Regions from separate parts of the Homo sapiens genome. Here region 2 is linked to region 1. A link is a contact called in ENCODE Hi-C data. All regions are on one chromosome and are shown on one strand. The core of a region is the stretch at or near the end of the contact, and the rest is flanking DNA. Distances in the headings are between cores, read along the strand shown. Region 1 holds the start of WASL-DT (WASL divergent transcript). Region 2 overlaps GRM8 (glutamate metabotropic receptor 8).

Region 1 (2,700 bases), core at 142-2,641:
TTGTCCAAAGTCCATAGGGTTGTAAGACTCATAACAAGAACTACAACTTGGGCCTATCTGAATCTTATACTTCTGGTACTATACTTGTTCACAGGTTTGAAAAGAGCTTTAATTTCTATTATTTCTCAAGAATTTGTAATGCTTTCTCTTGTCACTGTGCTTTCAACTTAGAGGAGTTGCAGTTTTGATAAAAGACAAACTGATTTAGCTTCTAGGTTTGTTAAATATGTAATTCAGAGGCAACTCCAGGCTTATATTTCTACGACTGCTTTCTAAATCTAATTATTTTATAAATAGTCCTGTTGCTTTAATTCACTTTTTACCCTAACATAATTAATCAAGTTTAACTTTGAAATCTCCATATTTTATGTGAGAACTCCCAAGGCTATCCACTTTTATTTTCCTTTGTAAATTTATTGTTGCTCAGCCTATTTCATTAATGGCAGCTTTAATTATAATATTTTATTATATTTTCAAAGTGCATGATAATGGTTTACCAGTCTGGTTAGTACATCAGAGATTTCTATTGGGAGCTATCAGAGATGTTAACATCCAACAATTTTACCAAAGTGTAATTGTTATAGACGTCTTAACATGAATTTACGCAACAAAAATATGTTTAATGTGGAGAACAGTGAGATGCATATTTGATAATTCACTGCAGTCTGCATCATCATCTCTATATTCCAAAATTTCGTCTTAAGCCGTTTAGTATTTAACTTACAGAAGAAAGGGGGTTATCTTAGATAACTTTTAATATCCTAAGGTATTTTCCAATTCACGATACAGGGAGAAAAGAAATGTGTCCAGGCCCTTAGAAGAAAATACTTTGAATTTAAATGTGACACATACATTAAACCCGCGTGACACGCCAGGCAGGCGGTGGAAGTCAAGTGCATTTGTTTTTGTTTCATCCACCAGGGCGATCTCTTTCACAATTCTGGGAGAGGCCTGTTTGTTCCTCCACTCCCACAGCTGAAGTTTGGGACAAAGTTTGAGAAAATCCCAGGCACCTGCGGCTCCTATCGAAGCCGGCGAGGAGCACAGGGTAGAGCGTCTCTTCCCAGTTTTCAGTCTTCAGATCGCAGGCCTCTCGGACCCGCAGAGCGAGCTTCACGCTGCAGCGCTTGAGAAATAAGAGCTATTCCAAGGAGGGGCCCTGGGTCCTCACTGACGCTTCGCAAAGGTGTACGTCCGCCCAGGGAAGGCCGGCGGCGCAGCGACGGCGAGGAGTCCCCATCCATCTTCTCTTCAAGCAGCAGTAGCTGGGTTCGGGTACCCAACCGACGAGCCGAGACGCCAGAGGCCAGAGTACGAAGTTGGAAGCCTGCGCCCCAAGCCAACCGGGATTCCACTTAGCTCCGCGCGGTCCGCGCCTCGGCCGGAAGGGGGCGTGGCTTCGGGCCCGCGCCGCGAGGCCCGCCGCCGAGTGGGGGGGTTTCTCCCGGGCCGCAGCCGCGCGTTTCCGGCGCGCTCCCCCGCGCCCTCCGTCCTGTGGTCTCGCCCGCCCCCGCTGCCATGTTGGATTGTGCGGCCGCCGCCGCCGCTGCGGGAGGGTTGGGGGAGGAGTTGGGAGTTTAGCGCAGTCGCCGGAGTGCGAGGACAACGACCATCCGGCCCTAGCCTGGCCGGGCGGGTGCCGGGAGCTTCCCTTTCTCAGCGCGGCGCGAAGGTGGCTCGCCGTCAGCGCCTGCTTCCCTCGACCTCGTCCTCCTCCCCGCTCCGGAGGAGCTGCGAGATGTGGCGCCTCTGACTCCACTTCTCCCCGCCCCTGTCACCGAGAGGGGGAACGAGCTCTCGCCCACTCGCCGGAGGAGACGGCCCTGGACTCCCAACCCCGCCGGCGAAACCATGAGCTCCGTCCAGCAGCAGCCGCCGCCGCCGCGGAGGGTCACCAACGTGGGGTCCCTGTTGCTCACCCCGCAGGAGAACGAGTCCCTCTTCACTTTCCTCGGCAAGAAATGTGTGGTCAGTGGACGAGACCCGCGTCGCCACCCGTGACATTACCTCACGGGCCCGGGCTTGGGGGCCGGGAAGTGGGAGTGGGGAAGGAGGCGGGAGCGGCGCGGGCCAGGCCTCCCGCCAGCCCCGGCCCCGGCCCCGGCCCCTCGTCGGCGCCCTCGCCCTGCTCCCAGGGTGCGGGCCGTGGCGGTCGGGCGCCGCCTTCCCGAGCTGCTGGAGAATAAGGGAGTGTCACCTCCGCAGGCCTGTCCTCCAGCCTGGCCGGGCCTCGGCCCGCGCCCTTGCTGCTGGTTAAAACTTTATTCTCAGGCCACAAGGGGATTTTCTTGCAAGAGCCGCTTGGTCCTAGAATCTGGGCCCTTGTTCTAGCTCTCGCTTCACCTCTTACTGCTTGATCTGGGGGTACGTTCCTTAACAATGCCAGGTTTGAGGAGTGGATAGGTCGGGGAAGGAAGGTGGTTTTTAATCTCCCATTAGGATTCCAGGAGGGAATGAAGTCGAGTGCAAGAGCCTGGGCTCTCTTCGGATTAGAGAGGGTGCAAGAAATGTTATTGCTCTTCGTTAAAGAGAAACAAGATTTATTTCTCTAGCAACCTTGCCTAGGCCTGGTTTCTACTCTCCTTCCCACTGATTTTTTTTTTCCCCCCATTGGTGGGAGGGGGTGCTGCTCTCCCCGCAGCCATGCGCAGGGAAACCTCAATCTCTGGTAGCTCTTGGCTTTTGGGGCCGAGAATGATT
Region 2 (2,700 bases), core at 22-2,521, 3.0 Mb before region 1:
TGCTTCGCATGAGTATATCTGGTTGTCTGTGTCTAAATCCAGATCCCTAGCTGCGGAGGAGGATATGAAACATAGCTTTTAGCTTTCCAGTTTCTGGAGTACAAGAAGGTATGCAAAATGAGGTTGAAACAGATGATGGTCTGCCAGAAGGCCTCCCCTCATTACACCTGTCCATCCCATGAAATCCTATTATATCATCCTCTTTATTCCCATAATAGCAGTTATTGTAATCTCTATCCTTTTTAATTTGTTTTTCATTTGTATACTGTGTGAGTCTTCCACTGCTGGACTGTAAGCTCCACAAGGCAAGGGGCTTTCCTCACTTATGCAGGACTTGGCATGTGCGAATGCTAGCACAAATGTGTTGCTGAATTGAGTTGAATAAATGAATAAATAGAGCCTGCTTATTATTTCTATATTCACTAAACGACACTCATTGGTCTCTGACAAGATTCCCTTTTAGTTGGGGTGACCAAATAACTTGTTGTTCAAATAGGGACACTTCGGAGAAAGAAATGGGTAGCATGATTAATAATTATACTAAGACAGAAGGCATGACATGGGGCTGTCTAAAGCAAACCAGGCATATAGTCATTAACTCATTATAATCACTATTCTCTGACAGACTTATCTTCTTAGGTTGCCGAAGAGGGATCCAGATGTCTCTACCCTGGCCAACTCTTTTTACTCCTTCATTTTCCAGTAGTTGGGTAAGAATTTTGGTTGCATGGACTATAACAATAGTTTTATACTTCTTGTAGGATTTCTAAAACTAAAAAAAAATTCTCACAATATTTTACTATCTAGACTATTTGAACTTGATTCTAGATCTTGTAACAAAAATCAAAAGCAGGGTTCTAGTGTATGGTTTTCCAATGTCATTTTAAGTAGGTTACTCAGCAATCACTGGGAGAGTTTACTAGAAACAGATTTTTAAAAACATCTCTCTTGGAGCTACTGATTTCTTTAGAGGAGCTCAAGAATCCATTCCTTGTAAAACTACCAGTGAGTATGGCGCATGGTTAGATTTAAGAACCATGAGATAAGAAGCGTCTGAGCCCTCTTCTATATTTGGTACAAGGATTAATAAGTACTTTTAACATATATAATCATTGGCATTAACTACGATAAAAGCTGTAAATGACTCAGCAGTGGGAACTGACAGGCTACTGTGCTCCAGCGTGCAGGATGTCTGTGTGATGTGATGCATGTGTTTGCAATACAAGGCAGCCCACCCCCAACCTTCCGGGCCTGCAGCTGAGATCAACTGTGACTAACCTGATTCCAAAACTAGCTGACTCATTTCATTGCTTCCTGTTTCTCTTATTATACTTTGAAGTGTTTTCAGTGAAGAGCCTAGCACTCTGCCCAGTGTACTGTAAGTGCTTGGTAATTATTGGTTATATATATATACACACATATATATATACATTTATTAAAAGAAGGAAGGAAGAAAAGAAGGAATGGAAGAGAAGGGGAGAGGGAGGGAAGGAAGGAGGGATCAAGTAATGAGGCAATATGGTAAATATAGTAGAGAAACAAATTTACTGTTCTTTATCAGGATGCAATTTTAGGAATTTAGGATTTAGGAACATAAACACAAAGTATCTTGGGAACAGGACAAAATTATGTCCTCTGTTGTTTCAGATGACTTGTTAAAAACTGAAATTTTGTTGCACTGGTTTTTACACATCTGAGTGCTAAGGTAACTGCTTGTTTGACTGAATGTAACTTAAAAATATATGTAATGGACATTTTTTATTTCTTTAAATGGTGTAACAGGTTGATGTGAGAATGGACCTGCTCAGGGTGAACTAAATTGGGACTGGAGTCCCAATTTATCACCCTCATCAAATTATGTAATTTATTTCTTTCAAAATATTAAACTTTAAAATACAGATTATAATAACATTTATTTTAGGATTATGAGAATATGAGAATCAAGTGAGCTAATGAATGAGAATCATTGTTTTGAGAATCAAGTGAGCTAATGAATGAGAAAGTTCTAGGAAATATTTTAAAGTGAGATTAAAAAAGATTACTTGCCCTTTTCACTGAAACAGGTTTTCTTAAAAATCAATCATTAATAACTAGAATATAGAGGCATGCTGTATTCAAATCTGTTGCAGTCTTCAGCCTTATTTTCATTATATTGAGTTCTTGATTTCTTGATATATTTTGCGTCCAACATGGTTTCTTTCAGATACCAGTATCTGAAAGAGCTTTTTAATGAAATAGATTTTTAATATTCATTCATTGTCTAGATATTGTGAAATTGCTGTTGTTCTATACCAATCTTAGACATAATACAACCTGCAGTTACTGATGTGAAATTGAATGGAGAAACTTCATTCTGTAAAGTTGAATCAGTGATTAAAATAACCCTATGAACTATCTGAACAGTGTGTGTGCCTTGGTTCTGGTTTTCTTCTATCTAATTGTAGTCCCAATATCAGTTAACATCCTCCATCTCCCTGTGCAGTGATGCTTACTTACTCTGAACAGATGTTATAGTGACTGGAAAAAAATCAGTTTATCCATCAATAGACCTAGATCTCATATCTCCTAAAAATGTACTTTCCATCATTCTCTTTTGAGCCAGTATTTATTATTGTCCCAAAAAATGTGCATTGCAACTGGAGAGATGCAGCCAGCTTAGGCAAGCATGCCTCTAGTGGGCTTAGGGCATTTCTGGGCCAC

Evidence for each region. Hi-C counts contacts between places; a loop is a spot of excess contacts on that map. Pooled maps may share reads with other maps.
Region 2: a loop to region 1 is called in a pooled map, with 10 times the contacts of the local background. The contact joins the enhancer-like site here to the promoter of WASL-DT in region 1. A Hi-C loop is called at or near these places in 2 of 37 single-sample maps with no recorded cell type and 6 of 50 pooled maps.

The regions. Positions count from the first base shown.
Region 1 is chr7:123,747,886-123,750,585 of GRCh38, reverse strand. WASL-DT (WASL divergent transcript) reads right to left here and starts at 1,391. Exons shown (of 1, transcript NR_170281.1): 1 at 1-1,391. WASL (WASP like actin nucleation promoting factor) reads left to right here and starts at 1,583. Exons shown (of 11, transcript NM_003941.4): 1 at 1,583-1,968. The coding sequence starts at 1,852. RefSeq lists silencers at 1,301-1,620, 2,081-2,170 and enhancers at 1,199-1,853, 2,613-2,662.
Region 2 is chr7:126,699,767-126,702,466 of GRCh38, reverse strand. The region is part of intron 7 of GRM8 (glutamate metabotropic receptor 8); the gene reads left to right. Among named protein-coding and RNA genes, the nearest start is that of MIR592, 360 kb to the left of the region's middle. RefSeq lists enhancers at 1,127-1,446, 523-1,722. Within about 2 kb of position 1,271, at least 5 of the 41 ENCODE cell types and tissues checked have a DNase peak (open chromatin) inside an H3K27ac peak, as active enhancers do.